Linked DNA regions of Homo sapiens: regions 1 and 3 are each linked to region 2. A link is a loop called in an ENCODE intact Hi-C map of the cell type or tissue named here. Cell type or tissue: heart right ventricle. All regions are shown on one strand. Each heading gives the region's core, and the rest is flanking DNA. Links, peaks and the distances in the headings are about the cores only.

What was found. A loop is a pair of places that touch in the nucleus more often than their neighbours do. Peaks named below come from ENCODE experiments on the same cell type or tissue, not always from the same donor. Only the 100,000 strongest peaks of a DNase experiment are listed, where the experiment ranks them.
Region 1: it touches region 2 in a loop (12-fold over the local background); 28 of 110 quality-filtered maps call a loop at or near these places.
Region 3: a loop joins it to region 2, with 7 times the contacts of the local background. A loop is called at or near these places in 15 of 110 quality-filtered maps.

Annotation. Positions count from the first base shown.
Region 1 is chr2:107,927,214-107,937,805 of GRCh38, reverse strand. No RefSeq gene overlaps it. Among named protein-coding and RNA genes, the nearest start is that of SLC5A7, 54 kb to the left of the region's middle. In heart right ventricle, for the core only: a CTCF peak has its summit at 4,616 (motif pointing right); no DNase peak of the experiment used is centred there; H3K27me3 peaks cover 429 bases.
Region 2 is chr2:106,633,484-106,644,075 of GRCh38, reverse strand. No RefSeq gene overlaps it. Among named protein-coding and RNA genes, the nearest start is that of CD8B2, 150 kb to the right of the region's middle. In heart right ventricle, for the core only: a CTCF peak has its summit at 5,852 (motif pointing left); no DNase peak of the experiment used is centred there.
Region 3 is chr2:108,189,361-108,199,952 of GRCh38, reverse strand. All of the region lies in intron 1 of LINC01594 (long intergenic non-protein coding RNA 1594), which reads left to right. Among named protein-coding and RNA genes, the nearest start is that of LINC01594, 23 kb to the left of the region's middle. In heart right ventricle, for the core only: a CTCF peak has its summit at 4,921 (motif pointing right); no DNase peak of the experiment used is centred there.

The sequences.
Region 1 (10,592 bases), core at 2,411-7,410, 1.3 Mb before region 2:
AAACTGATATTGATACATTATTAACTAAAGTCTACAAGTCACCTTAGGGTTTACTCTTTTTGTTGTACAGTTTTATGGGTTTTAGCGAAGGCATAATGTCAAATATCCATCAACACAACATCATATAGAACATAAAACTTTCATTAAAATTTGAAGACCACAACGTTTCCCTAAATAAAATAAATTAGACATATGAAGTTGTTAATCACCATTAAATGCCTTGAGAAACAAAATAGAGTTCAGGAAGTAAGATCACTTACAGATTTACAATAGTTTACTCTTCAAAGAGACAATACGAATACACACTGCATTCAAAAAGTTCAAATTTACCAATTAAACGTAGGCTGGAAGCAGATAAAATTTATTTAACTAATTTGCTTTGACCAAATATCAAACAAAATAATAGTCTTGGGTCTTCCAGCTTGATTGAAGATGAAACTCCCAGTTTTAGTCTGTGAAACAAAAATCAGATCCTTTTCAAAAACAAGCTTTTTAATGTTAATTGTGAAACATTATTTGTAAGAATTTTCACATTAAATAACATGACCTTGCCATGCTAGCTCGAGTTCGTTAACTCACACAGCAGAAACATTCATGGAAACAGCTTCAAATTCCTACCAGCTCTCAGCAAGTCCTCCAGATCACCCAGTCTCATATCCTTACCCCAAAGAATGAACAAGTATACTCTGCTGACATTAAGAGAATCCCTAATTGCTCCTATGAATAGTGAATTATCAATAGGATGTAATCAAGGGGATTCTGATTTTCTAGCCACTTGTTTTAAATTGTTTGTTGGGGGAGGGGGCAAAAAAGAAAAAAGGTATCACGTCGCCCTCTGCTGGTGAACCCACATAATTAATGAAAACAGGTTAAGATTTGGGAAAGATAAAATATTTTACTACTGTTTACTAAATCAAAGGTCCTGGGTGGTTCCACTTAATTATGTGAAGATAAGTTTAAATCTTGACATAATTTTATTATATTTATTTTAAATTTTATTGCTTAGCTTTTGTATAGTCTATTTTTAATGAAAGCAAGGCCATCACAAACAACTACCCCAGGTTGGCATCGTTGGGTGTATAAAGGAAAAGAAGGTTTTTCCCATTCTGTCTCAAATCATGTGATCTGGCTTTGTAGATTAGCAAAGTCTTGAGCACTACTTGAAATTGACTTGAGAGACTCAGAGGTATGAAGAAAATACTTCAGCATCAACTGTCAGATAAGGCCACAAGCTCTCTTAGTAACAGCAACACAGTATGAATTTAGCAAATCACTTATTGTCTCTTGGTCTGTATTTTCTCATTTATAAAAAAATGAGTTAGAAGGCCTAGCAGATCTCTAGGTTTTAAAAGATTGTAAATCCATAGTTTTTTATTTTATTTTATTTATTTATTTATTTATTTTTTTGAGACGGAGTCTCGCTCTGTCGCCCAGGCTGGAGTGCAGTGGTGCGATCTCGGCTCACCGCAAGCTCCACCTCCCGGGTTCACGCCAATCTTCCTGCCTCAGCTTCCCGAGTATCTGGGACTACAGGCGCCTGCCACCACGCCTGGCTAATTTTTTGTATTTTTAATAGAGACGGGGTTTCACCGTGGTCTGGATCTCCTGACCTCATGATCCTCCCGCCTCGGCCTCCAAAAGTGCTGGGATTACGGGCATGAGCCACCGCACCTGGCCCATCGTTTTCTATTTTTAAAATTTTAAGTATACATTTAATGAAAAGCGTAAGCTCCCCCCCAACTTTTTTTTTTTTGGACGGAGTCTCGCTCTGTCACCAGGCTGGAGTGCAGTGGTGCGATCTCGACTCACCGAAACCTCTGCATCTCGGGTTCAAGAGATTCTCCTGCCTCAGCCTCCCGAGTAGCTGGGATGACAGGCACGCACCACCACGCTCAGCTAATTTTCTTTTTTTTTTTCTTTTAGTAGAGATGGGATTTCACCATGTTAGCCAGGATGGTCTCGATCTCCTGGACCTCGTGATCAGCCCGCCTTGGCCTCCCAAAGTGCTGGGATTACAAGCATGACACACCGCGCCCGGCCAGCCCTCTCTTTTAAAGAACTGTTTCCCCTTTGCTCAGCCCCACTTAGAAACAGGTGGAGCAGCGTGTTCCCTTCATAAGCCACCAAGAAGACCGCAAGCTCAGACTCAGGGAGAGCAGAAGGAGGCCCATCCCATGCTCTGGGAACAAACAGTGCTGTCAGAGGGTGGGTCCCATAGAATTTTGTGAATTTGCTGGTCTCTCTCCGGTCCTGTACAGACACATTTCCTTGTGTTACCACATTGGCCTATAAGAAGCTGCCCACCTTCCTCCTGTCAAACTTTAACTCTCTAATCATCCCTTTTGAATCAATTTTCAAAAAAAATACCAAAGGTCAGTAAAAGATACCACTATCCCTCCAGGTTATCTCCCAAATACCCAGGAATCAACTGAAAATCATTCTGTCTCTCATATCTGCACCATATTGCTCTTCTGTGACCTCACTTTCTCCATCTCTGTCATCTCTCTAGTCTAAGCCACCATTGTCTTTAGCCGGAGCTCCCGAGCGGCCTCAGATCCGGTCTCTGCTTTCACTCTTGCCCTCTCCTCCGACTGTCCATTCTCCACTTATCACCAGCCAGTGTGGCTGTCTTCAGAGGTAAATCAGGCTTTGTCGTCTCCTACTTATTAACTTCCTTCAATCACTTCCACTGCACTTAAAATACACCCCAAACTCCTTATCCCCCTCTGGCCCTGCTTACTTTTCCAATCTCTCCTGATGCACCTCCCCACAATCCATGCATTCCACCCACTGACCTTCCTTCTCTCCTTCAGGCTCAGTGCTTGTCCTGGCCATACCTTTTGCAGGGGATGCCTCCCGTCCCACCTCAACTTTTTACTTGCCTGCTCCTTCTTCATGTTCAGTTCTGAACTCACGTATCAGTGCCTCAAAGAAGCTGTCTGTGACCAGCTTCTGCATGCTCCCCTCACCCTGTCCCTTTCACCTTTTAACATGTCACCCTATTTTCTAGGGCTTATTGTAAGCCAAACTCCCTGGTCAGTAAGCCACTAGTTTGTTCCCTGTCTCCCAGCTGGAAGCTCCTGGAGGGTAATAACCTTGACTCTCCAGTTTTCCTGCTGTGTTCAAGAGACCTAAAAGAGTTAAAAAAAAAAAAGTGCTCCATGTAAGCACTCAATGAGATTTTACTTGATAAAGGAATGCAGAAACAATGGAAGATACTGATCTTAGCATCCTGTGAGATTCAGAACTATTGAACTTATAATTATTGCCATTCTTGGAGGCTGACTTGGAGACTAGTCTATAAAGTCTCACTCATGTCTTCAGGTCTTTCCTGGGCACCTTATGGCAGATGGGTAGCTCATGTGTCCCTCATCTAGGGAAACTCCCTGTGTTTTTCCCCGCTGTTCCCTCTCCACCTGTGTTTTCTCTTCTGTGTGTTTTCATATCCACTGTGTTTACTTTTTATCTTCTATCTTATTACATAGTATTGCTATTAATGAAATATATTTGTGACTTCTCTGCTAGACTGAATGTCTTGGTAGTAAAGGTCACTTTTAATTTGTTTCTGAAGGCTTAGGAAAGCCTCTGTACAATATATATGACAGATAAATGGTGCGTAAGTAAATGTGAAAGTGTACTAAAAATCAGAATCATGGTGTTTCTCAATGACAGTATGGCAGGACGTATAACACGGAATGCCCTTGAATAATTTGAAGACTATCACAGTTTATAAACAAAGTTAATGTGTAAAGCCATGGCACATGATAACTGTAATTAAATAACACTGAAATATTATTTGATGCTATCAACATCTCTACCCCTAGCAAGCTTTTCCGTCTTGTTTTGCTGTAGACCTCCACCCTTATCTCCATGATGCCACTGTAATCTCTGATTCTGTGCTGGGAAACCCATCCTTTTAAGGTGCTTATAATTGAGAGCTTGTAAACATGTCTTTAGTGAAGCCTTCCTAGTGTCATTTAAAGTGGACATTTTCACCCGTCCTCTCACTCACACACTTCACATGTAATATGAGTGCATAATGCAAGTGCTTTTGTGTTCCATTTTTCCTTTCTGTCAACTTGTAGCTCAGACATTTGATAGGAACTTGTTGAATGTGATTGGCATGTAGTTCAGCTTCTTCTGTTCCTGTAAGATTTGTCCTTATCTTGAGGAGCTTGGCAGAAAGCAGGGGCCACGATTTCCTGACATTGTGTCGTCTCTTCTCTGCGTTCCCTTGATCTTTTAGAGGGGCATAGGCATCACGTTTCCTGCATTCCTAGGAAAAACCACCCAGTTCTGAAGAGCCAGCTCTGTCTCCGAAAAGCTTGACCAGTGCTGATCATAGTTGCTCTACTGTAGTATCTTGACTGGATATTCCCAATTTATTCTACACTACTTCTAAAGATCTCATTATTGGTATTCTAAAAAAAAAATGCACAAAACAGAAGATAAAGATAATGCCCAAACTAAGAGAAATATAGGACTGACGAGCAAGTTACCTTGCCATTTAGCGTGAGGAGCCTGGAGTTCCCTGTATTTTTTCTTCTTCCAATTTAAACTTTTAGCCAAACCAGTTACTTGGGTTTCTTCTGCTTTGCTGCATTTGAATCAGTAGAGGGAGGCAGAGGAAAAGGCTTCAAAGAAACTAAGACAGAAATTACACAGAAAACTCAATATCTGTGTAGGTTAGTATTCTGTACCTTTTAAAAGACAACTTTGAGCCCAAATGTCAAATCTAATGGTGAAGCAAATTAGAATGCTTGTTTTTCCAGGCCCTCATCTTGAGGATAAATGTATTACGGATAATTTAGTAAATGCATTCATTGGCTAGGAGTTGATTGCTGATTGAATTTGATGTCTTCTGTTTTTGTGTCAATTAAAGACATTCACAAATAATTATTTTGTTTCTTCTCGTCTCCTTTCAACTGAGTTTTCACTGGAAATATCCCGAGAAAATCAATTCCTTACTGGTCTCCCAAATTTCCTCTTATGGACAGTAGAATAGCATTTTTAAAGTTTTGAAGTTGGCATTAAGCCATGAACATTGCTAGGAATCAAAGCATATAGTTCTGTTCATCTACCATATGAGCTAATGTGGCAATGTGCCAATTACATAGCCAAATCCTCCCCCTTATCCCTTTTAGGGAGTGGATGACTCAATCTTTATATTTTAAAAAGAAAGAGATCTTAATGCTTCTGGCCACAGAGTTGTGCCTGAGATTTGAGTTCCCTTCTGTTATTTCGCTGAGCCTGCCCATGAGCCTGCCCATTCAACAGTCCCTACACCTCTGTCTCTCTGAAAAGGAATCTGAAAATGGTAGGGTGGCTCTGTTTCTCAAAAAATAAACAAATAAATAGCAATGACTGTACTTACTCTGAATGTAGTGACATGGTTGACTTTAGGCAAGATTCTGAGAAGGTGATATTTCTCTTCAATGTATCTCCTTTCTTTTCCTCTCCTAGGTACCCACAGAGAGAAATATCTCTCCCTCTCTCTCTCTCTCTCTCTCATCCTAATAGCTCTAGGTTTGCCCTCTGCAATCCAATATTCCAGTCTGCATTACTCTTGAATCATTTAGACATATTGATTTGATAGCCTGCATTGTAACAGGAAGGCCATTATGTATGAAATAAACGTATATTGAGTTGGTTCTAAAGTTTTACTCTGTGACCCCTTCAATCAGAGCTCCTTCCACCCCACATTCCTAGGGCCTGTGTCCCCAGTACGGATCTGTAAGTACTGGGATACCAGCCAATATATACTGTGATCACTGATTGTTCTTTTTGGAGTATTATTCCTTGCCCTGGATCTGTGTAAGTTTTCCCAGAAAGACTCATCTGTTCTGTAGCTCATTTCTCCTAAAACACAGCAAGCAGCCTTATGTTAATACATGTCAAGGTATAAATGATTCATCAAGCCTTGACATATGACTTTTTAGGGGTTTTGTAGGTTTGTGGGATCTTTCTGGCTACATAGGCATTTTTACCCAGAGGGCTACATGTTGGACAGTTAAATTCTGAGCATGAGCAAGCCACAAAGCAATGTTCCTTGTTCTTTGCTTTGTTTCTCAGGCTTCTCCCTGTGCATCTCTTCTCTCTGTGTTCAAACTCAGGCAAAATGCATGATCTCAGTGTGTCTCTCTCTATGCGAATACAGAAATGAGTAGTCTGGATGAAATGTGCTCTTCTTTCCTTTCACATCCCGGCACTGCAAAGCCTTGCCCAGTTCTGTCTCAGATATAGGCCAAAGCCTTCTACGAAAGTATACAAAACTGGCCCATAGATTAAAAAGTCCTCTGGGCCTCTTCTTTAATCTCCCTGGGGTAGTGAGGCAAACACATCTGGAATGGGCTTTAAATATCTGCAGAGAGTTCTGTTTAAAGAAAGACTGTGAGCAAGCGAACACGGTTCCTGCCCTCTGCCTCTCAGCTTTAAGAGGAAATGGAAAGAACTGAGGCAGGAGAAAATGGCAGGCCTCTCCCTCAGGCAAGAGTCACCACCTGGAAGCTGAATTGTGAAAAGCAAACCTGGTGTTTTCTCCTTTCCCTTTAATTACAGAACAACCAGCATTTCATTTCAGTGTGCAATGGAATACTGTTCCTCTTTCATTAAATATGTACGTTCCATCAAATATGGATAAGCAATGGGCCTTGCTAGGGAACAGTGAGTTACAGTTTTCCAGTCTGGCCTAAATTATTTATGTTGGTTTTATGATCTAGAAAGCAAATGTATGCATTCCTAATACTCTTTCTAGATGTTTTACATTTTCCAAGTAATATGTAACAAATCCTTTCATTTCAACCATGAAAAGCCATAAGCCTATTTAGTACATTGCAGAAATGAGTAAGCCATTATTATAAATCAGAACCCATAGCCAGATCCACACAACTGTCCTCCATGTATCCCTTCATGTTTGACCCATTCTGGTTTGAATTTTCTGTTGACTCTACCACTGTGGCTTATTGGTTTGATATACTGTTATCTTTCTTAGGCACAGGAGGTGGAGTTCACTTAAAATACAAGTAAACTAATTGTGGCTTCTGTGCAGAAATGATAGATAGAAACTTTAAAACGTGTAGTCTTTAGTGAGAAAAAAAAAAGCAAGCAAAGAGAAACAGTAATTCATATAATCATAAAATGTGATTAAATCTAGCACTGTGAGTTAATTTAAAATACTACCCAGTGTAATCAATATTTTATTTTTATGATCTCATAGCGGAAAATGTGTTTTCTTTGCTAGAAGCTTTGTAGTTTTATTGGCTATGTCTAGGTTTATAAAAATGTGAAACATATTTGAAAAAAAAACCCTTTCCCCCATCCTAATAATCTAAAACTGAAATTTAAAATGTAGATGATTAAACATACTATCTCCTATATGGAATCATATCAAATCAAAAGTCATGTATCATTTCTGGGGTTACTAATGAGGAGGAATACTAGGGCATAGATTTCATTGCTTTTATTAAACTAATGAATATTTTATTCCTGAGAGTATTTACATTACACGTAGGATACATATTCTCTGCAGATGTATTTAGGTTATTCAATATTTAACAACATTCTTCTTTTTATGACTCCCTTCATGTGTATGTGTAACTAACATTTATATAAAGCTTTACATTTGTAAGACAGTTTCAAAATGCATTATCTCATTTCATCTTTAGCATAGCTTTGAGGTAGGAATCACTAGCCACATTTTACAGATGAGGAAGCAGGGACTTGGAGAGATTAAATTTCCTTGCTAAGCTTACACAGGGTAGAAAGTGGCAGAGTGGGACACGAATCACAAATTCAGGTCCAGGTTTTGAGTCTGGTGCACTTCGGCCCCTGCAAATGCCATTGCCTTTTGAAGCTTTCTCATCTCAAGGATGATATGCAGATTTACAGGTAGCCCATGTATTCTTACTTTTTCCTCACTTCTATATCTAAAATTACCTATTTGTTATTGGGGCAAAATGTAAAATGAGTACAAAATTTCCATTTTAAAATTTTACCAAACTAGTTCCACACTCAGCCCACATTCTGCTCTTATTGAGATGGCTTTGCATCTGCTTGTCTCCTCTGCTGGCATGTGAATTCCTAGAATGCAGATGTATTATTATCTTAATCCTTGCTATGCCTAGATCAGTGCTTCATATACGTATAGTTGATGTTCAAAAATGTTTGTCATTGATAATGCAGAAAAAGCTAAGATAAAGCTAATGTTCTCTGGATGCTAAGCTATATCTAGCTTCCTTCCATTTGTTGAGTTGAAAATTTTATGCCAAACATACAAACAATTTGAAACCAATTAAACTAATTATTAAAACTAGACTCTTTTTACTGTATCTTAGATTTAATAAAAATTTACATGTTGATGAAATTACAGTTGAAAGAGGTCTTAAAGATCCATTTTGCTTATCTGTTTTCTGAGATTATTAGAAATTTGGATGTCTGTATTTACAGAAGGGTTTACTAAACAGCAATCAATCACTACTGCACATAGCATCAGCCTGCTGCCTGCTATCTCCCTGGCTCTTTGAGATTTGGGAAACAATAAGGTGCTCTCACCGGTCCACCCCTAGGGCAAGTTGGGCATTTTCTGAGAGTGAGTTTTGTGGAGTTTGCCCTTGTAAAGCTTGGATAGGAAATCTCTATTTAAGACACATTCTGTGTCCAGGAAAACTGGTGTTTAGATTTGAACCGTTGCTCAGTAGTAACTGATAATTTGAATACTGCACTTAAAAATTTCCCAAGTGGCTTATAATTATTAACCTGAATAAGGCTTATGTTTTCCAGGACTCATCAGTGACTATTCCTGTGCCTCTTCCTAAATCTTAAATCTCTCTTTTTCTGTTATGAGTCCACAAACCGGTGACCCATGCTAAACATTTTAAAAACTCTTCCTTCAATCCTGTTGCCACCTCAGGCAACTACTCTAATTGCAGTCATTCCTGCACTTCCAGACTTTCTAGAGGAATAGACTGTCTTCTTGGTCCTCACCTCCTCCCCAGCGTGTTCCTTCCATCCAATGTGACCTGAGATGTGTGCCTACTACTACTGCAGAGAGACGTTTAATAAGGTAGCTAAGCTCTTTTAATTGCCCAACTTAATCAGGAGCTGAATTTTCTCACTTTAAATTTCTACTAAATTTTAATAACGACACATTGCATATTTCTAGACACATAGGAAGTACAGGAAGCATACAACATAATATATCCACAAGTGAACCATCCAGAGTATAACTTGTGTGAATATTTTATCATATTTTCTTCAGTACTCCCCCACTTAAGGAATAAAATGGTTCAGTACATCTAAATGCTGACCATGTGTTCCTTACTTGCAGTATCTTTCCTATTACACTTTCTGCAGTGCGTGCTGATGATCGATTCTCTCTTTAGAACATGCAGCTTCTCCTCAACGCTGCCATGTCTCCTGTATTCTCTTTCTGTACTTTCTAGCTGTTACTTTTCATTTGTGTTTGTTTGTTCTTCCTTCCTCACTTGCTCCTTAACAGTTGGGATCCTCACATGTTTTATCTTGGCTCTGATGTCTTGTTGCTTTACCATAATCTAGAGATGTGGTCCACCTGTCCCACTTTATTTCTGTGTGCCTCACATTTCCTCAATGTATGTTTCTAGCTTTGACTATTTTATTTGAGCACCATTTTCATGTGACCACTAGACAGATTTCTGGGTATGGTACAGCCTCATCCAAATCTGACCTGCTAGTTTTTCATGACTTCATGTATTGTACCTTTTCCATGGACCAAATATTTGTGTACCTCCAGATTTACATGGCGAAACCTAATCTCCAAGTTGATGGTATTAGGAGGTTGGGCCTTTGGGAGGTAATTAAATTATGGGGTCAGAGCCTTCAGAATAGGATCTGTACCTAATAAAGGAGGCCCAGATAGTTTGTTTACTTTCTCCGCCTTGTGAGGCTATGGGGAGAAGATGGCTTCCTGTGACCAGGAGGAAGGCCCTCCCCAGATATATAACCTGTTCATGCCTTGATCCTGGACTTCTCAGACTCCACAACTTGAGAAATAAATATATGTTGTTTATAAGCCACCCATTGTATGATATTCTTTGATAGCAGTCTGCATGGACTAAGAGACCTGCTAAATGGCAACTTCAGTATCCTCCCAAGCTCTATTTTTCCTCATTCTTCATTAGTGACCAAATACTGCAAGTCTACGTCAGGAACTTTTCCTAAATTTAGCCTGCTATCCATTATAACTACTACTGCATTAATGATCTTCCTTATCATATAATCTCAGCTTAACCTACCATCTGCCTTCTAATTTGTTTTTCTCACTAGATGTTTTACACTCCTTATCATCAATTATCTTACAGACTGCCAGAATATCTTCAAAAATAATTCTGGCCATGCACTGCTAATACTTAAAAATTTCCATTGACCTCTGGTCCTACAAAGAAACAAAGGCATGAGTTTTTTGTTGCCATGTGAAGACCTTCACACCTGCTTATTTTCCCTCTCACTGTCCCTGCTCTGCCTGTCTCACTCTTCGTGCACCTGGTCTCAATCTGCACTGAGGGCACCCTTCCCCACCAGGCAAAGTGGTGCTGGCCAGAGTCTCTGAGTCAACA
Region 2 (10,592 bases), core at 3,028-8,027:
GGATGTTTCCTTAAAGAGATAATTTATCTTTCATTTTCACTTTTGCTTAATCTAAATTTTAAATTACTGATCAGATGCAATCAGTTTGGATTACACTCATGAGCATGATTACAACAAGGTTTTGTTTTTTTAAAAGACATTGTCAAAAATATTTCTAGGTCTCCTCCTTTAAGGAGCTTTAGGTCTTATAAGAAAAGCTTCTCAAAAATATAATGCTAGGAATTATATTTATAAAATTTTTTTGTTAGTTAATATTTTTATACTAATCGAAAATATAAAATACAAAATGTAAACACAACATGATCAGTAAGAAACCCTTACAACTGTAGTAGACACCAAGAGAATACAGGTGATGATATGCTTAGATGAAAATAAATGTAACTTCCAGGTCTCTTGCTGCAAGGGGCAATACAGCTTGCTTAATGAGATATCAGTGAAGCTTCTGGGAAGGCGATAATTTTCCCAGTGAAAAGACACCAGTTCATCTGGTTCATCATAAAGATTCATCGTGTGCTTGGAGGTGGTACCACCTTTGGATAAGGCTTTTGCATAAAGCCACCTTTGCATAAGGCTTTTCGAACTCTGCGTTCACAAGCCTTATGCAAAGAACAGAGCAGAAAAATAAAACTGTTTCCAGGCCGGGCGCAGTGGCTCACGCCTGTAATCCCAGCACTTTGGAAGGCCGAGGCGGGTGGATCACGAGGTCAGGAGATCCAGACTATCCTGGGTAACATGGTGAAACACCGTCTCTACTAAAAACTCAGAAAAATTAGCCGGGCCTAGTGGCGGGCGCCTGTAGTCCCAGCTACTTGGGAGGCTGAGGCAGGAGAATGGCGTGAACCCGGGAGGCGGAGCTTGCAGTGAGCCGACATCAGGCCACTGCACTCCGTCGCCTGGGCGACAAAGCGAGACTCCGTCTCAAAAAAGAAACAAAAAACAAAAAAAACTGTTTTCTTGGTGGCAACTGCATATAGCTACTCCATCCTCGGGTCCCTGCCTCTAGATGTATGAGGGAAAAAACAGCTGCCCATTTGGTTAAACATCTGTAATAATGATTCATTTATGTGCAACTGAAAACAACCCTAAACTGATATAAAACAATGTCCACAGAAATGATAATGTTCATTTATTTATTCAGCCCACAAATATTTGTTCAGTGTCTGCTTTGTGTCAGACACTATGCCAGAAGCTCTGTAAACACAGAACAAGACACATGGCTCCCACATCCTGGAACTCACATAAGAGTAGGAAGACCAGGCCATTTACCCATGAATTCAAAAAGGTCAACTCTTGGTACATTCATTTCTGTATTTTTTTCTTTCCAATAGTTTCTACTTGCTTCATTAGTCAGGGGCATTGCATTACAGCAGGAATGCAAAGGACAAGAAACAGTTAATATCCTGATTTTAAACTTCCAAATATGGATCTTGATCACAGGGTAAAGGGTGGGATAATCCAAATGATAAAAAATGATTTAAAAAAATGAGAGGAGACACTGTGAGCCATAAAAAATAATGTAAACGGAGTGGAGAGAGAGGCAAGAGCTTCCCTTTCCCAGGAAAACAAGAGAAGGGTTTTATAGGGTAGGTGGTGAGAGAGAAGGTTGTGGGAGCAATGTGGGCAGATGTCAGGGGCTGAAACAAGCAGACAGATCCTGGGGGAAGGAGGGAGACGGGAAGGAACCAGAGCTGAGAGAGGACATGACCTCCAGTTCCAGGGAGGAAAAGGAAATCAAGCTGAGGCATGCTGGCCGCCCCCTATTTGGGGGAGCTCATCAATCCAAGGCAGACTCCTGCGTTCTTCTCATCCCTGCAGGAGGAAGGCTTGGTAACAACAGCTGCCCGCACTTCCCCTGTGGATTATCCAGCAGCACACGCATAAGCTTCCTGCAAGGGTTGTCCACTGAGTAAGCCCAGGGGCATCATTCTCACACACTGTGTTGGGCATGATGTCTCCTGTAAGTGTGCAACACGGTGTCCCTGTTCATGAGGATAGCCCCTTCATGATAGGCAAGGACAAAAAGTACCCCTCATTAAAACAAAACAAACAACAAACAGTGTAGGGCCTGGAACAGCAAAGAGGCACAGTGGTGTAGAAAAAGAAGGCCGTGAATATTGGAATGAGGGAGAGGCTGACTTAAAGTAGTGGGTAATTCCATGTCTTCTGGTATAAACTTTTAACAACACCTCTGGGGTGACAGAGGTCATCAGCTCTCTGGCCTCTACTCCATTCTCCTTTCCATGGACATGCAACTTGTTTTTTTCAACTACCCACTTCATCTAACCTCCTAAGGCCCCATATTCCACCATGCACTCCAGCAACCTAGCAGGGAATTAGAGAATCTTTTTTTTTAAAAAAAGTACTGGGATCCTGATGATAGCAAGGCCAGGCCCAGCACTGGTACATCGCAGAAGGTGCAAACTGGTACAGTGGTTTCAGAGATTCATACCCCACAGGAAAAAGTTTCAGGACTTCATTAAGAGCACTTGATCATCAAACCCTAGGAGATTCTTCCCCCTGACCCTTCTTAAGGGAGAGGCTTTCTGGGGGAAGGGTGCCAGCTCTGCTTTTTCCACAGGAAGAGTCACAGGCAGTGAGCCAGCCATGGTCTGCGGATCCTTCCAGGCTCTCCTTCCTTCCCCTCTGTGTGTTTCTCCATCACTGAACTTCTCAGAACCTTAGTGTCCATCTTGGCTTATGCCTGCTATCTTGACCTATGGCCATATTTTTGGTTTTGAACCACTTGCCTCAACTGAGTCCTTGCTGTACCTTCAGGACCCTCCTTTAGAATTCTCACCCTGGTTCCATACATCAACATGGTTAAGCAGCCCACCTTGTACCCCAGGATATTATGAAGAAGGCCTTGTGTCCATCTGAACAAACCCTGTTGGGGAGGGACATTGATATCACTTATATAATAAGAACAATACAATTATCTCCCCCAACCCATTCCCCACACACTAATTTTACATTGATTTAAGTTATCATTTGATTTGCAATTGTCTTTGCCCTAGGTCTGTCGGCTCCATGAAGAGTGCAACTTTTTGCCCACCAGCGTATCCCTAGTACCTGCTGTGTAGCATAGCCTCAATTGAATATTAGTCCTCAAATTCACTTCCGTCTTGTTTTACATGCCAGTAAAACACTGATTATTTCTAACAGGCTCATCCAGAATGACAACCCATATTGTGTTCAAGTAATTAGGTAATAGTAGTATACAATCTTTAGTTTGTGTAATTTCCTTAGAAAGATCATTGAAGTCCTCTACAATAGCCCACGCATAGCTTTCTTTTCTCTGGACATAATGATACAAAAAAGCAAAGGGTAAAAACTCTGTATCTTTCTACTGCAGGGCTTTCTCAGTGCTAACCTGCGGCCCAGACATCCTATTCTCACCTAACAATTTTAACCTATACAAGAGGGCTCTGGATCCCATAACAAGGAAGCTCTTTCTAAGCCAGATTTTCTCAGCCACAGCCCTGTTGACATTTTGGACTGAATAGTTATTTGTGGCAGGGGCTTTCGTGTGTTGTAGGATGTTTAGTGGCATACCTGGACTCTCCCCACTGGATGTCAGTGGTAGCCCTTCTCCCAGGTGTGACAATCAAAAAATGTTTCCAGGTGTTGTCAGATGTCCCGAGTGGGGCAGGGGACAAAGCTGAGAACCACTGCTCCGACCCAGGAACACTGATGGGATCCCATGGCTAGCACGTGCTGGGTGGTCAATAAGGCCTTTACTTGGAAGGACTTCTAGGAGAGCAGTTGGCTTTCAGCTTTCATCATCATCATCATCATTCACCTTGGTTACCGTCCCCAGAGATCCTTCCATAACAAGGGATCTCATCTTCCCATTCGCCTGCTTGGGAAGATTGTGCTGCTTCTTGTCACACTCACAAGAAAGAACCTTCTCAACTCAAGGTTTCATTATTTCAAAGCGTATACTTTGGGGAGAAGAAAGACGTTATTCTATCTAAGAGACATTTTTGCATACAAGGAAAATTACCTAGGGCGTTGTTTTCTCAAGTGAAGGTGAATCGTTGAAAGGAAGAGAAGGGATGAGACCAATGATTTAGAGAGAGTGGATGTTTTCTCCTGTTTAGCAGTGAAGAACACAGATTTATCTCTTCCACAGATACTAGTTCCAAGAAACATCAATTTAGTGGACTATATATATTATATGTATAATATCTGTAACATGATATATGTATTATATAACATGTATTCTAATATATATGACAATAAAGTTTAATCATTTCAACAACTTATAGAAGAATGTTTATCATAGGGCATGCTAGCGTCACTTCTATTTTTGCCTGTTGAATTAGACAAACGAAAATTATCCAAAAACTTTAAAAATCTAAAAATTAAATAAGGTTAGGAAATCAAATCAAAACCAAACTTCCATATCCATATTTATTTGTCTTAAGAATTTCTAAACCTCTAAGTGAGGGCAGTTTTAAAACTGTTGATCACAAGATCAAGTCACTTGTTGAGGCCATTGTTTTATAGATGAGGGTTTTTATTTGTTTTTGCTTTTTATTTGTCGGGGAACAGTTCATGGGTTTTTTTTTAAAAGGGCAGTGACTTATTTTGAATGTGGAACAACTTATGAATTTGCTATGAAAATGGCTATGAGTAGAAAATATATACATACATTAAATTAAAATAAATAGTTATAAATCTTACTTTGGCCAGTAATTCAGGTTGGATGATGGTAGGGTTGTTTTGGTCAACCTTCAGTACAAAGGGAAGACTATGGGAAAAGCTACTATGTTTCAAGCACTGTGCTTGATTTTTTTTTAAAGCTGTCACTTATTGAGTCTTCACAATTCCAAGAGACAGAAGGCACAATTTTTAAATTTTACAGATGAGAAAGTCAAGACCCTGAAACATTGACTCCCTAGCTACGGAGCTAGGATAAGCCAAACAGTTCAGCTCCAGAGTTGCTGGCCCAACTGTGATATTAAACCACCTTCTGCGGCTCTCTGAGACACTGGCTGGGTGTGTGTTTTATCAGTAAGTGAGGATTTGTGACATTAATGACAGGCAGAGTAAATAAGACTAGCACCATATTATTCATTCTTCCTCCTGCCACCACTTGTCCATTGTCAATATAACAGTATTTGGAGAAAACCAATCTCAGATAATTGAACATACAAACAATCTTTCCTCTAAATTGATAGTTTCTAGAGCCAGTAGCTGTGAAAGAGATGAATCTATACTTTCACTGTCATCCAGGAGATAACACACACTCTCTAAATCCTTGGTCTTGTGTACTTACTTCCCTTTCTTTCAAGAGTTCACCTTCACTTGAGAAAACCATGCATTGGGCAATTTGCCTTTTTGCAAAGAGTTATCTCTCTGTGAGATTAACTTCTCTTTTCTCCCAAAAGTATATGATTATAATGACCCAAAATGACCTTTGCTTTTTAGAATAGACTTTTTTTTTTTTCTCTGAAAACAGATATACTTTAAAAAGATTAATGCTGGCTTCTGCACTCTCTTCTGTGGAGAATAAAAAAATCTGTCCATTCTCTAAATATTTTCAGGGTAGATTCTAAATTCCCTTTAAAGGAGAAATTCAAATTCCCTTATTACCATAAGAGAGATTTTATTTTACGTAGCTATTGGGATATTTACCTCTAACAACAAAAATAATCCAATTTCTCTGAACTTAGGGATTAAGATTTCCTGTCACATTTCCAACAATGAACAAATCCTAGGAAATATGATTCCAAAATAAGCTACAATTTAAAACGTAATAATTATTTTAAGTAGTATCTCACCCATCATTTCTCTCTTCTAAAAGGAAAACTGATTTTAAAAAGATGCAACATTGCCACCTAGTGCTCTGCATACAAAGTATGAAATCATTATTAGAAAGATGCCAGTAGAAGAAATTTCACCTTTAATCCTACACTAACCAGAGTACAGTGAATACATCAGTGCATAAATAGGAAAAATTTCACCACATAGCAACTTTGTCCCATAGTGCCTATAGCATAAAGGTGTAGGTAGGATTTAATAAACTGATAAATTTAAGTCGTTCCATACTATGTATGGAATGTTTACAGATATGTCTGCAAATTTTAAAATGTACTTATTCTTTCCCAACTTCAATTTCTACTTATATTCCTTCCACAAATAGTTCATCCTGCCTATGACCACCAGGTAGAATACAAAATTATGCAGTTGGGAATTACAAAAATCTTTAAAAAGCACTCATCCAGTTTATGCTTTTTATAGAGGAGGCTGCTGAGCCCCAGAGAGATGAAGTAGCAACCAATCCATACCTCCAGGGAATGGCAGAATTGGGACCCGAAGCCGTCTCAAGAGTGCCTGTTTAAAGAACTTTCATGTGCTCCCCTACATGCCATTTTTATCATGGCTGACCAATGTCTTGCGGAGTCAACTGTAAATTCCATCACCTAGCTTCCAACGCCCATACCCTCAACCTTCATACTTCATAGATTCAAAAAACTGCAGAAGACGAACAGGGGCATACGTGGCAGAAGCCATGGGTTCAAGACATTAGGGAGTGACAGGGACTCTGTTTAACTGATGTGACCTACCTAAAGCATTTGTCACAGTGTTTGCCATTTACTTTTAACTACTTCAATACAGTTAGTGTAATATTAGGTGTGTTCACTCAAGCTAACAAGTTGCTGAAGATAAAAATGTGTAGATCCAGGACAACCCACCAGTTTCCTGATTGGCAGCACAGTGGCTGCTATAAGAACTCCTGTTATTCACATCACAGCCAACACTTGAAACTTTTTTTTTTTTTTTTTGAGACAGAGTCTCACTATGCTGCCCAGGCTGGAGTGCAGTGACACAATCTCAGCTCACTGCAACCCCCACCACCCAGGTTCAAGCAATTCTCCTGCCTCAGCCTCCCAAGTAGCTGGGACTACAGGCGCATGCCACCATGCCCAGCTAATTTTTGTATTTTTAGTAGAGACAGGGTTTCACCATGTTGGCCAGGCTGGTCTCAAACTCCTGACCTCGTGACCCACCCACCTCAGCCTCCCGAAGTGCTAGGATTACAGGCATGAGCCACCATGCCCGGCCCACTTGAATCTTTTCTAATGATCCTACTGAGTATCAGGGAGAGGTTTTCATCGGAGAAGACAGTGACCTGTCATAGCATGATGGAAGTTAGAAATAGGCTGTCATTGGGAAAGATAAATGTACTCAAGATATGTGGATTGACTGAAATAAACTAGGCGCTGCCTGTCTTTGCATCCATGGAGTATATCCAGAGAGACTTGTATCTGTTACATCCACTTTGTCCCTAAGGAACCCTTGTTCAGCCATCAGTTCCCTGATGCCAGCTATAAGGCTGGAGAATCCTGCTCTGTAATGTTGTTGTGCTAACCTAGAGTTGTGGACAAATCCTTCCTGCAAGTGGTGGCCTGAGCTCCAAAAAGACGGAATCCACAGGCTTCATTGAGCCTGTAAGACAGGCCATGTGGTTGTTCAGTTAATGCAGGTATGAGAGACTGATTTTTTCTGAGGTTTGCTCTTGTTAACGCTTGGTAGTAAAGCGAGTATGAAGCTTTAAGGGAGAAACTAACTCTCCTTACCCAGCCCAAACTTCTTCGTGACGACTATACAGTCCAGAAAGAAGGGATTAAGAATTGTCAATGACCAGGTTGGCTTAGGTCCTTTCCAGGCAGAATTCAAAATTATATTAAAAACATTGTGCCACTGCAGCAGATTGCATCCGTGAAGCAAACACTTTAGTGCTATTTAAGCATATGCAGGGCCAGCTACACAATTGGTAGGGCCCAGTGCAAAATAAAAATGTGAGTCCCCTTGTCCAAAAGTCATTAAGAATTTCAACATATAGCAGCAGCACATCAGTCAAGTGTCAGGCCCTTCTGAGAATAGGGCCCCATGCAACTCTAGGGGTGACATGCCCATGAAGCCAATCCTGACCACATGGAATACTTCTCCACCCCCACCCTAAACCTAACTCTCTAGGCCAACCTCACATTTTCCCATTTGTTTATTCAACAAACTCTTTTTGAAGACCAAGCTCTTTGGTACCCTGGGGATGCACAGCTGAAAGACACTGCCTCAGAGAGACTTCATTCTACATTCTGTGTGAATCTCTATGGCCACACCCATGCCTCTTCCTGGGACCTCCCACAGCATTATCATCAGTGAGATAGGTCTGAGCATTTTATTGTATTATTGCTGCTTATCTCCATTCAATGTCTAATTTCCCCAACTGGATCATAAACCCCTTGAAGCCAAAGAGTATGAAACATTATTTCTTTGCACTCTCTGTGGAGTCTACATTGAGCTACACATCTGAGGAATGTTTAGTAAATGATCCCCCAATTGGACAGGTAGAAACTGATAATACATCTCTTCAGACCTAACGAAGTCAGTTTAATATTTTTCTCACTTGAGCAACGGCATCTGCCTTCTGTTTTGCCCACGATTTCTGTTTTGCCACATGATTAAATTTATTTCCCTAGACAAGCAATCAATAAAAATGTATTATGTACCTACTATATGCCAGATATTGCACTATGTATTGAGAATACTATGTTAAACAAAACAGAGTCACTGCTCTCATGGAGCTTGCAGTTTAACCTTAAGCTCAGAACTTTGGCCAACAACTCTGTGAAGGTACGAGTCTTTTCACAGGTTTAAATATCAATACACCTTTTTCTACTTCCAAATTAATTTGATTCATAATAAATGCTGAGAGGAAATATGAGTTTATTGTCAGAATTCCTGCTTTGTCTTTCTTCAACTGCACTCTATAAATCCAATGTTAATTCTTTTTAAGATTTACTATCTCTTTGATACCAACATCTCAAGTCACTTCTGAAATAAAAGAGGGGATTAAATGTATACATACGTTAAGAACACTTGTAAAAGTGTGTACTAGTTTGCTAGCGCTTCCATAACAAAGTACCACAGAGTGAATGACTTAAACAAGAAAGATTTATTAGCTCAGTTCCGAAGGCAAGATGTCTGAGATCAAGGTGTCAGCCGGGTTGGTTCCTTCTGAGGGCTGTGAGGAAGACACTGTTCCATTATCTCTTTACTAGCTCTTGGTGGTTTGCTGGCAATCTTTGGCATTTCTGGGCTTGTAGATGCATCACTTCAATCTCTGCCTTCCTCCCTGTGTGTGGTCTGTGTCCAAATTTCCTGTTTCTATAAGGATGCTGGTGATATTGGATTAGGGCCCACCCTATCCAGTTTGTCCTCATCTTAACTGATTACATCTGCAATGACTCTGTTTCCAAATAAACTTCCATCCTGAGATATAAGGGACTAGGACTTCAACATATGAATATTGGTGGGACACAACTCAACCCATAACATGTAGTGAGATTGACATGCTAAAGAACAGACTGCAAGAGGGAAGGGAGACACGTGATGATGGGTAGGAGAGTCCTTTGGAATGAGGACGTAGTCCCTGATATAAGAAATTACTCATCTGAGTGAGATATTACGATTCCATATGAGAACCCAAGACAAAGAAAAGGAAGATGAGGGAGGAGGAAGAAGGGGAGAAATTTAAAGAAGGGGGAAGACAGAAAAAGAAGAGGAAGGGGAGGAAGAATCTGGATTAAAATTATAATTGAGCAGAAAAGAGACATTTCTCTTCAGGAGTAGGAGAGGTCAAAGTGAAAATCTGAAATGCACTCCACCAAAATTCTGGTTAGGTAACAGATATGTGTATATTTACACACAGAGGCAACTCATAGTTGTGTAATAACTGATGAACAATTAGCTTCATAGAGCACCTTGGGCCATGTAAAGAAGTTCCTAAGCCAAGTCAAGGCCAATGAAATATGTGGTCAAGATCCACCGGGCATCCACAGCTCCACCCCATTCTTCTGGGACATATTTACATACTTTTTACTTGTATTGTTTTTATTCTTTCACCAAGAAAATAATATTGTAACTATAGCATTCTACTAAATACCACATTTTTTCATGAAAACCCACACATACCTTTCCAGAGATGTTTGACCATATCTTCTTAGGTGCAAGAAATAAAATGCACCCTCACCTTCTCTCCACCCCAACACCTTAATAGAATGTCTGACTGCTATTCAGTCAGTTCAGTCGGCTCACTCAAATATTACCTTCAAGAATCAGTGTGATGCACACCTTTTAACTAGGTTTTACTGGCTTTTAATGTCTTCAAGAGGGCTGGCTATCCCTGGCCTAGCTAGGGGAATTAGATACAGAAACAAATCATTTTTTTCCCAAAAAGCATAGTGTTACATTATGTAGGAAAAGGCAGCATTATATGATATTTACACTCTATTTTGCATGGGCTTCCCCTAGAAATTCATCTTAAATGTAAACAAATAATATTCTGTTTGCCTAAAGCCACAGTCAAGGCCAGAATCAAACCAATCCCAGAACTCACTTCTTCCATGCCTCCTCTCTCACCTATATTATCTCATCACCCACAATCTTTATAGGGGCTTCCCTCTCCGTGTCATTCACCTGGAACTTACTTACCATCTTGTGTTGCTATGTTTTCCTGTGTGAATGATTTATATCCAAACCAGCCTTTGAAGCCTTGAAGGCAAGGTTCATGTCTTCAATGA
Region 3 (10,592 bases), core at 1,802-6,801, 1.6 Mb before region 2:
TTGGAGTAAAGTTTTATTCCCTGGGTGATTTCCCACCTGTCCTGTGGACTCTGTTTCAGTTGGTATGACAGGAATTTCCCTTGTGACTAATGATATTGAGTATTGCACTATTCTATAGGCATGCTATGAATTAACAAAAAATTTAAAATATGCTTTGCTTTTATTTTTAGATACATAATATATTATGATATTTGGTAATTACTTTGCCTGAGTTATTGTTTTTTTTTTCTTTGAGACAATGTTTGGCTCTATCACCTAGGCTGTAGTGCAGTGGCAGGATCTTGCCTCACTGCAATCTCTAGCTGCCTAGCTCAAGCCAGCCTCCCACCTCAGCCTCCTGAGTAGCTGAGACTACAGGCATGCACCACTACATCCAGCTAAATTTTTTTTATGTTTTATAGAGACAGGGTTTCACTATGTTGCTCAGACTGATGTTGAACTCATGAGCTCAAGCGATCTGCTCACCTTGGCCTCCCAAAGTGCTGGGATTACAGGCTTGAGCCACCACACTGGGCCTTGCCTGAGTTTTAATGTTTTCATCGGTACCTACCCTCATAACATATTTTTATTTAATGTTTATTATATGTATCTTTAATACTATATAACATTATATATATTTTATTGGGAATCTGTTTAATTTAGACCAATTTGTGTGTGTGGAAAGGAGTAAAATGTCATTAAAATTATCTCAGCATTTAATCAATATACGCATGACCCGTGTAGCTATATTGTCAAAAAATCCCTCTCCCTTAATCTAAAGAAGATAGGAATAGTAGAAATTCAGGCAGAATTTCTACTATTGGAGAATTGGGGAAGAAATGCCCCAAAATTAGATTAGAAAATGGAATTTGGCAGATTTTTATAGATTACTAAAAGCAAATGATGCCACAGATTTAAATAAGACTAAAAAGTGATTTAATGTGGTCAATAGATACATAAAATATTCAGTAAAAATATTAAAAAAAATTTGCTTTATTTTATTCACTTTTACCAGAAGACATCTCATAGTTCTAAAACACATGTATATAGTCCTGAATAATTTACACTATTTACCTTAAACTATTTCCAGAGAGGTGAATTATTTGCTATCCAAAAAGAATTACTGATACCCCTAATAATTAGCAAACACTTAAAAAATACTTAATACTGATGAAGGTTCACTTAGATATTCAAGAATTGTTGATGGAATGTCAAATTGGCATACATTTTTTAAAATAATTGAGCCTTGTGTGGCCATGAGTATAAGATTATTGACCCAATAATTATACATCTGAAAACAAATATTTATTTATTTTATTTTATTATTATTATTATACAAAGGACATGAACTCATCATTTTTTATGGCTGCATAGTATTCCATGGTGTATATGTGCCACATTTTCTTAATCCAGTCTATCATTGTTGGACATTTGGGTTGGTTCCAAGTCTTTGCCATTGTGAATAGTGCCACAATAAACATACGTGTGCATGTGTCTTTATAGCAGCATGATTTATAATCCTTTGGGTATATACCCAGTAATGGGATGACTGGGTCAAATGGTATTTCTAGTTCTAGATCCCTGAGGAATTGCCACACTGACTTCCACAATGGTTGAACTAGTGTACAGTCCCACCAACAGTGTAAAAGTGTTCTTATTTCTCCACATCCTCTCCAGCACCTGTTGTTTCCTGACTTTTTAATGATTGCCATTCTAACTGGTGTGAGATGGTATCTCATTGTGGTTTTTGATTTGCATTTCTCTGATTGCCAGTGATGATGAGCATTTTTTCATGTGTTTTTTGGCTGCATAAATGTCTTCTTTTGAGAAGTGTCTGTTCATATCCTTCACCCACTTGTTGATGGGGTTGTTTGTTTTTTTCTTGTAAATTTGTTTGAGTTCGTTGTAGATTCTGGTTATTAGCCCTTTGTCAGATGAGTAGGTTGCAAAAATTTTCTCCCATTCTGTAGATTGCCTGTTCACTGTGATGGTAGTTTCTTTTGCTGTGCAGAAGCTCTTGAGTTTAATTAGATCCCATTTGTCAATGTTGGCTTTTGTTGCCATTACTTTTGGTGTTTTAGACATGAAGTCCTTGCCCATACCTATGTCCTGAATGGTATTGCCTAGGTTTTCTTCTAGGGTTTTTATGGTTTAGGTCTAACATGTAAGTCTTTAATCCATCTTGAATTAATTTTTGTATAAGGTGTGAGGAAGGGATCCAGTTTCAGCTTTCTACATATGGCTAGCCAGTTTTCCCAGCATCATTTATTAAATAGGGAATCCTTTCTCCATTTCTTGTTTTTGTCAGGTTTGTCAAAGATCAGATAGTTTTAGATATGCAGCATTATTTCTGAGGGCTCTGTTCTGTTCCATTTATCTATATCTCTGTTTTGGTACCAGTACCATGCTGTTTTGGTTACTGTAGCCTTGTAGTATAGTTTGAAGTCAGGTAGCGTGATGCCTCCAGCTTTGTTCTTTTGGCTTAGGATTGACTTGGCAATGCGGGCTCTTTTTTGGTTCCATATGAACTTTAAAGTAGCTTTTTCCAATTCTGTGAAGAAAGTTATTGGTAGCTTGATGGGGTTGGCATTGAATCTATAAATTACCTTGGGCAATATGGCCATTTTCATGATAGTGATTCTTCCTACCCATGAGCATGGAATGTTCTTCCATTTCTTTGTATCCTCTTTTATTTCATTGAGCAGTGGTTTGTAGTTCTCCTTGAAGAGGTCCTTCACATCCCTTGTAAGTTGGATTCCTAGGTATTTTATTCTCTTTGAAGCAATTGTGAATGGGAGCTCACTCATGATTTGGCTCTCTATTTGTCTGTTATTGGTGTATAAGAATGCTTGTGATTTTTGCACACTGATTTTGTATCCTGAGACTTTGCTGAAGTTGCTTATCAATTTAAGGAGATTTTGGGCTTTGACGATGGCGTTTTCTAGATATAAAATCATGTCATCTGCAAACAGGGACAATTTGACTTCCTCTTTTCCTAACTGAGTGCCCTTTATTTCCTTCTGCTGCCTGATTGCCCTGGCCAGAACTTCCAGCACTATGTTGAATAGGAGTGGTGAGAGAGGGCATCCCTGCCTTGTGCCAGTTTTCAAAGGTAGTGCTTCCAGTTTTTGTCCATTTGGTATGACATTGGCTGTGGGTTTGTCATAGATAGCTGTTATTTTGATACTAATTCATTTTGAGACCACAGTTTATATACAAAGATGTTTACTGCATTGTTAAATTAAAATGCAAAACTGAAAAATTATCTCAGTGTTAGAAATTGTTAAATGAGTCATAGCACATATTTATGATGTAATATTAATCAGGCACTAAAATTACATGTACAAATAATTATTGATAAAATATATGAAATTATAAGTCATTATTAAGAAGTTTTTATGTTCCAGTCACTAAATAAACATTTTACATAGGTTAGTGCCAATAAGCCTATCAAGAAACCTATGATGTTAGTGCTATTAGTATTCATATTTTATAGATGAGGAAACAGAGGTACAGTGGTGGTAAGTAACCTGCAGCTAATAAGAGGTATAGTAGGGATTTGATCTCCATTTTTATGATTGGAGTGCTTGGATTTAACCACTTTGCCATTTTGCTTCTCTCTAGATCAGGGAGTATAAATGTTTTATTCCAAGTAATAAGGCTAATAATTATTAAAAGCAGGCACTGTGTCTGAAACAGCAAATTCAAAGATAAGTTTCTACAACCTGGTTGCTTGTGGCATCTCAAAAATCTCAGATAAAGGGAAATCTGGGAAAACTGGTGGGGGATTATAACATCTTGAAATATGTTAGAAATCATAAACATGGAAGAAGGAGTGGACAGGCTTGAGTATTATTATTATTATTATTATTATTATTATTATTATTAGAGATGGTCTTGCTTGGTAGTCCAGGCTGGAGTGCAGTGGCGCTATCTGATCTCTGCTCACTTCAACCTCGCCTCCTTGGCTCAAGTGATCCTCCCACCTCAGCCTCTGGAGTATTTGGGACCACAGGCCCCCATGCCCGGCTACTTTTTTGTATTTTTTGTAGAGATCGGGTCTCGCCATATTGCCCAGGCTGTTCTCAAACTCTTGAGCTCAAGGTGATCTGCCTGCCTGGGACTACAGGGGTGAGCCACTGAGCTCAGTCTTGAGTACCTTCTAAGAGCAAAATTACCACATGTAGATCAAAATTTTAAATGAATTTTAACAAACTGTTTTAAATTCAGAAATTTACACAACTAGAGCCATCTAGTTATTAGACAGGAAGTCTTGAAAAAAGTATAATGGAAACATTTTGGCCAGCTGTAAAAAGACTCTGTTTTTAGAAATACTGTGCTAAGAATTTCTGCATGAGATAAAGTTTCTTTTAAATACCAGGAGTCTGCCAAAATATCAGGATTCTTCAGAATTTTAACCTAGGCATAAACCATTAGAAACAAAGAATATTTGTAAAGCAATTGACATTGTAACTATTTGCCATTAAAGACAAAATGCCTCCTAATTTTATAAACATACATATCAAAATATGTATATGGCATACAATAAGTAAATAAATATTAGTTCTAAATATATATAGAAATAACTACATGTATCTTTTAGCAACAGGTGGCATCCCTCAAGGGTGTCAGTAAACTGCAATCTAGTCTGGCCTGTTTTGTATGGTCAGTGTACTAAGAATGATTTTTATATTTTTAATGGGTTGCTAAAATAAGACAAACCAAAACAAAGAGAATATGCAACAGAGACTATATGTGCTCTAAAATGCTTAAAATATTTACCCTTCAATCTTTATAAAAAACATTACTGATTCCTGTTTTACATTTAATAATTTGATATCACATAATGACAATTTTTTTTCTCTACAAGATTAAACAATATTTTGTTGTCAAAATTTATTTGTCTAACGGCCAACAGAATTGTAAAATAACAGTTTGGACACTAGAGGGAGACTTTACATTTTTCTTTTTGATTTTCAGACACAGAATGTTCAAGTGAATACACTCATATTAAACTTGAGATAAATTCAGATTGATTTGGTGTTATCTTTTCTAAGACAACACATCACAGATGATACCGGTAATGAAAATTTTCCTTGAATTTGCTTTCCATAGCTGCAGCAACAATGGTATGTTTTTCTAATCTGGCTAATGGCATCGTACCAGATTCCTCTTATGCCCCTCAGACCCACTTATCCTCCCCCATCTCTCATTCTAGCTCTGTCTGGGCTCTCTACAGGTGCCACCTAGCCGTCCTTCACCTCCTGCCCACAACACACACTCAGCCGTCTTTCCCAGAAATGCCCAGGTGTGTGCAGCCCCAAAGTATGGGGAGTTCATATTCTAAAAGGTGTTTTTGTATTTGCCTCCTCTGAGGGCCAGCCATCGCATGGTCTTTACATGGCTTTTTCAGGTATGCTTCCACTAACTGAGCAAGGGCTCAGTTTCCACAGTTATCAAGGGCCAGCTGCGTAATGTGTCCTTGTTTTGGCTCCCCTGCCTCTTCTGTTTTACTAGCTTTGTTCCTCATTTCTGCTATGTGGGAGTGTGCTTCTAATAAAATAATGGTTCATAAGCTATGTTAGGCTCAGCTTTTTGAGAAAGTCAAGCTAAGAGAAGTAATGAAGGAGAAAAGAAAAACTCAGCTTCATTGTTCTGGAATCCATCTGGTTGCCTGGATTTTGATGTTAGAACACTTGAGATGTTTCCTTGTTTTTCCACATGCTGGGGAAAAGTGCACTGTGCTTGAAATGTACATTCTAAACATAACCACTTAGGTCACAAAATAAGAAAATCAAGTTAACATCCACATAACCCAAATGAATCCACCACCAATTACTGCTAACTCTTACTTTGCTTTTTTTATTTTTCTGGGAATTTCTCACATATTTCGAGAAGGATTATCTACGATTATAAAACAGGATCTTTCTCTCTGGCCAAAGATACCCTAAAAAGCTGAGACAATCAGAGCTCTTTCTGAGGAATTTGGATTTTTAGTTGACTGCAGCTCAGTTTGCACCTATTCTGTGGCTCAGATAGGATGCAAGCACACTTTTATATCACCCCAAAAAACAGCACTTTTATTATTAAAGTGGAGCCTATCTTTTCATCAATGAACAAGTGGCGTTATATATTGCTTCCAATATGGAAAATGTAAATTTTTGTTATCTGTTTACTAGTTTTTCATTTAAAAAAATCCCTTGACAAGTTTTTACACATAATATTGTTACTAATATTTTAAGACTTTACTGAAGAATAGCAGACAAACAGAAATGCATGCTAATTATAAGAATACAACTGATTACATTTCACAAAGTGAAGAAATCTTTGCAACCAGTACCCAGATTAAGAAAAATAACATCACTGTCTCCCAGGAAGTCCCCCTTATGTTCCCTTCCTGACCTACTCCCTTCTTCTCCTGACATCAAAGACAGCCACTACTGTGATTTCAAACACTATTCTTTTTTTGAACTTTAAATGGAATCATACAGTGCGTACCCTTTTGTGTCTGGCTTCTTTCGTTCAGTTTGTCTTGGTGATTCATCCAATTTGTATGCAGTTGTATTTCATTCTTTCTCATTACTTAATAGAATTCCATAGTGTAAATAAACCTTTATTTACTTTTACTTTATTCAACCGTTGAAAGGAAGTTTCTAGTTTTTGGTTGGTTGTGTGCAGTTAGCAGACATTGCCAAAATGTTTCTCAAAGTGGTTGTGCCAATTTATAAACCCCTAAGATGTGTAAGAGAGTTTTATAGGTATGTTATAACACTATATGGTGGTTCCGCTTTTTATTTCCATAACAATTAATGAAATCAAGCACCTATTTATTTATTTATTTATTTTTTATTTTTTGAGATGGAGTCTCACTCCGCTGCCCCAGCTGGAGTGCAGTGGCACAATCTCGGCTCACTGCAACCTCTGCCTCCCAGGTTCAAGTGATTCTCCTGCCTCAGCCTCCCAAGTAGCTGGGACTACAGGCGCACGCCACCACGCCCAGCTAATTTTTGTATTTTTAGTAGAGACGGGGTTTCACCATATTGGCCATGCTGGTCTTGAACTCCTGACCTTGTGATCCGCCTACCTCGGCCTCCCAAAGTGTTTGGATTACAGGCATGAGCCACTGCTCTCGGCCTCAAGCATCTTTTTATATGTTGAGTGGCCATTTGGATATTTTCTTTTGTGAAACAGTTTTCTACAATGTTTTCTTCTTTTTGACTTGTAGAAGTTACTTACATATTCTGGGTGTTTGTCCATTGTGAATTGTGATTATTTCAAATATCTTCTCCCAATGCATAGACCTGACATTTCACTCTTTTAATTGTACCTTTTGAGAGACAAATCGATTATTGTCCAGTCTATCAATGTTTTTCTTAGTAACTGCAGCTCTTTTGTTGTGCTTGAGAAATCTTCGCTCATTCCAAGGTCACAAGGATGTTCTCTTATGTTTTCTTCTGGTAGTTTAATTGTTCTACTATTCATACTCAGATCTCCAGTCTATCTGGAGTCTACTTTTTAATCAACTGTGAAGTAGGAATCAATGTTGACATTTTTCATGTGAAGGTGTAATTGACCCAGAACTATTATTTGAAGAGACGTTTCTTTTCTCTTTGCACTACAATTTACCTCCACCATAATAAAGTGTGGGGATGTGTTTCTAGATTTTCTGTTTAGTTCCTTTGGTTTATTTGTCTCTGCTACTGCCCACAGCACACAACCTTAATTACTATAACACAGCTTTTCTGGGAATTGGTTTGAGACCCTGTATTTAGAGTGTGGACTCTAAAGATTATTTTTGAAAGAATGTAAGTCTTTATTAAGTCTTCTGATATGCAAACATGACATATACCTCTATTTAGATTAACATAATAATGCAGAGATCTTATATGATATCTTTTGTTAGATTTATTTATGGATATTGTCGTATTTTTAATTTCCAAAATATACATTCCTTTTGTGTGTTTTTGGTATACGAGGATACACTTACTTTTACATCTTTTCGTACTTTAGAACCTTTGTTAATTTGTTTGTTAGTTGCAATATGCCTGTAAATTCCTTCAGATTTTCTACATATACAATGTGATGTCTGCAAATAATGATTTTTCCCTTTTGTCTTTATAATTCTTATTTCATTCTCTTACTTCATAACATTGATTCATTCTTCACTTCTAAGTAGAAAAGAAATTGTTAAAGTGGGTATCTTTATCTCCACCTTCATCTCAACATTTCATCATTAAGAATTATTTTTTAATTAAAAAAATCTTTACCAGTTTGAGGAAGTTCTCTTTTATTCACAGTTTGGCAAGAAAGCTTGGATAACTGGCTAGCCATAGGCAGAAGAATGCATCTAGACTCCTATCTCTCACCATATAAACAAACTAACTCAAGATGGATTAAATCTTTAGATATAAAACCTCAAACTATACAAATCCTAGAAGAAAACCCAGGAAATACCATTCTGGACATTGGCCTTGGCCAAAAATTCAGGACTAAGTTCTCAAAAGCAATTGCAACATAACCAAACGTTGATAAGTGGGATCTAATTAAATGAAAGACCTTCTGCACAGCAAAAGAAACTATCGACAATGTATACAGATAACCTACAGAAAGGGAAAAAACATTTGCAATCTACACCTAATAAAGTTCTAATATGAAAAATCCACAAGAAACTTAGACAATTCAACAAGAAAAAATGGATAACCTCACTAAAAAGAGGGCAAAGGACATAAATAGACACTTGTCAAAAGAAGACACATAAGCAGCCAGAGAGCATATGAAAAAATGCTCAATGTCATTAATTATCAGAGAGCTGCATGTCAAAGCACAATAAGATACTATTGCACACCAATCAGAATGGCTATTATTAAAAAGTCAAAAAATAACAGATGCTGGAAAGGATGTGGAGAAAAAAGAACACTTATACACTGTTAATGGGAATGTAAATTAGTTCAGCCATTGCGGAAAGCAGGGTGGTGATTTCTCAAAGAATATAAAACAAAGCTACCATCTGACCCAACAATTCCATTATTGGGTATGTACTCAAAGGAAAATAAATCATTCTGTAAAAAGACACAAGTGCCCATATGTCCATCACAACACTTTTCACAATAGCAAAGACATGGAATCAACCTAGATACCTAGATCCCCATCAATGGTGGATTGGATAAAGAAAATGTGGTACATATACACCCTGGAATATTATACAGCCATAAAAAAGAATAAAATTATGTTCTTTGCAGCAACATGGATTCAGTCAGAGGCCTTTATCCTAAGTGAATTAATGCAGGAACAGAAAACCGAATACTGCATGTTCTCACTTATAAGTGGAAGCTGAACACTGAGCACACATGGACATGAAGATGGGAACAACAGACACTGGGGACTGCTGGAGAGGGGAGACAAGGAGGGGAGCAATGTCTGAAAGACAGCCTATTGGGTACTATGCTAACTTAACTGAGTAATGGGGTCATTTGTACCCCAAACTTCAGCATCTTGCAATATACCCATGTAACAAATTTGCACACGTACCACCTGAATCTAAAATAAAAGTTGAGATTATAAAAAAGAAATATGTTAAAAATAAAATAAAATATCAATAATAAATATTGAAATTTATCACTTCTTTTCCATCTATATTTACTTATTTTTTCTAGCCATTTTTATATTCCTAGGATAAAAAACTTGTTATCATACATTTATAAATTGTTGGACTTTGTTCACTAATTACAAATATTTTTGTTTATGAAAGAAATGGCAAGTAATTATTATTGTAATATCCTTGTCAAGTCTTTATATCAAAGTTATGTAGGCTTCATAAAATAAGCTGTGAAGTCTCTCTCCTCTTTTCTATGTGATTTTATGTAACAGTGGTGCTATTTGTTACTGAATTGTTTTTAAAAAGTCACCAGTGAAACCTATGGGCCAGGATATATCTTTGCAAAACGGTTTTAAAAATCAAATTATTAAATATAGGGGCATTCTTTTCCATTTCTTCTGAATTCTTCTTTCATTACAAGGCTATAGTAGTCAAGGCTATGTTATATAAGTGGCAGGAGAGACACAGATTAAAGAAATAGAATAGAAGGTCTGCGGCAGACTGCCACGGTTACTACTTGAGACCGTCACTACGATAGTCATTACTGTTACTACTTGAGACGGTCATTACGAGACTGAACAAAGGGGGATGAATACAGAAATGAAAACTTAAAACAAAAGAAACTGTTTTAAAAAAGGGGCCAGGGGAAGAAGAGGGCTCTGTGCTTTTAGTGAGCAAAAGCAGCTGCCCTGAGCTTCTGCAGTCCTTTGTATTTATTGGGTAGAAAGAGCAGGGAGGAGGAGCTAACGACTGGTCAGCTGCTTGATTGATCACAGGTTCATATTATTACTAACAGGCTTCAGATTTGCCTAATCACAAGAAACACTTGTGCCTTGGTGGTGACTGCCCTCAGCATTCCTTCTGGGCAGCAGACACAGTGTGTCAGTTTGCTAACATCCTGCTGTCATGAGAACAGTTTGCTGTTTACTCATATAGCCTCCAGTGGTATACTGAGTTTTGCACTACCCTCATTCTTTTGGCTTTCAACAAAAATCCAGAAATAGACCCATACACCTAG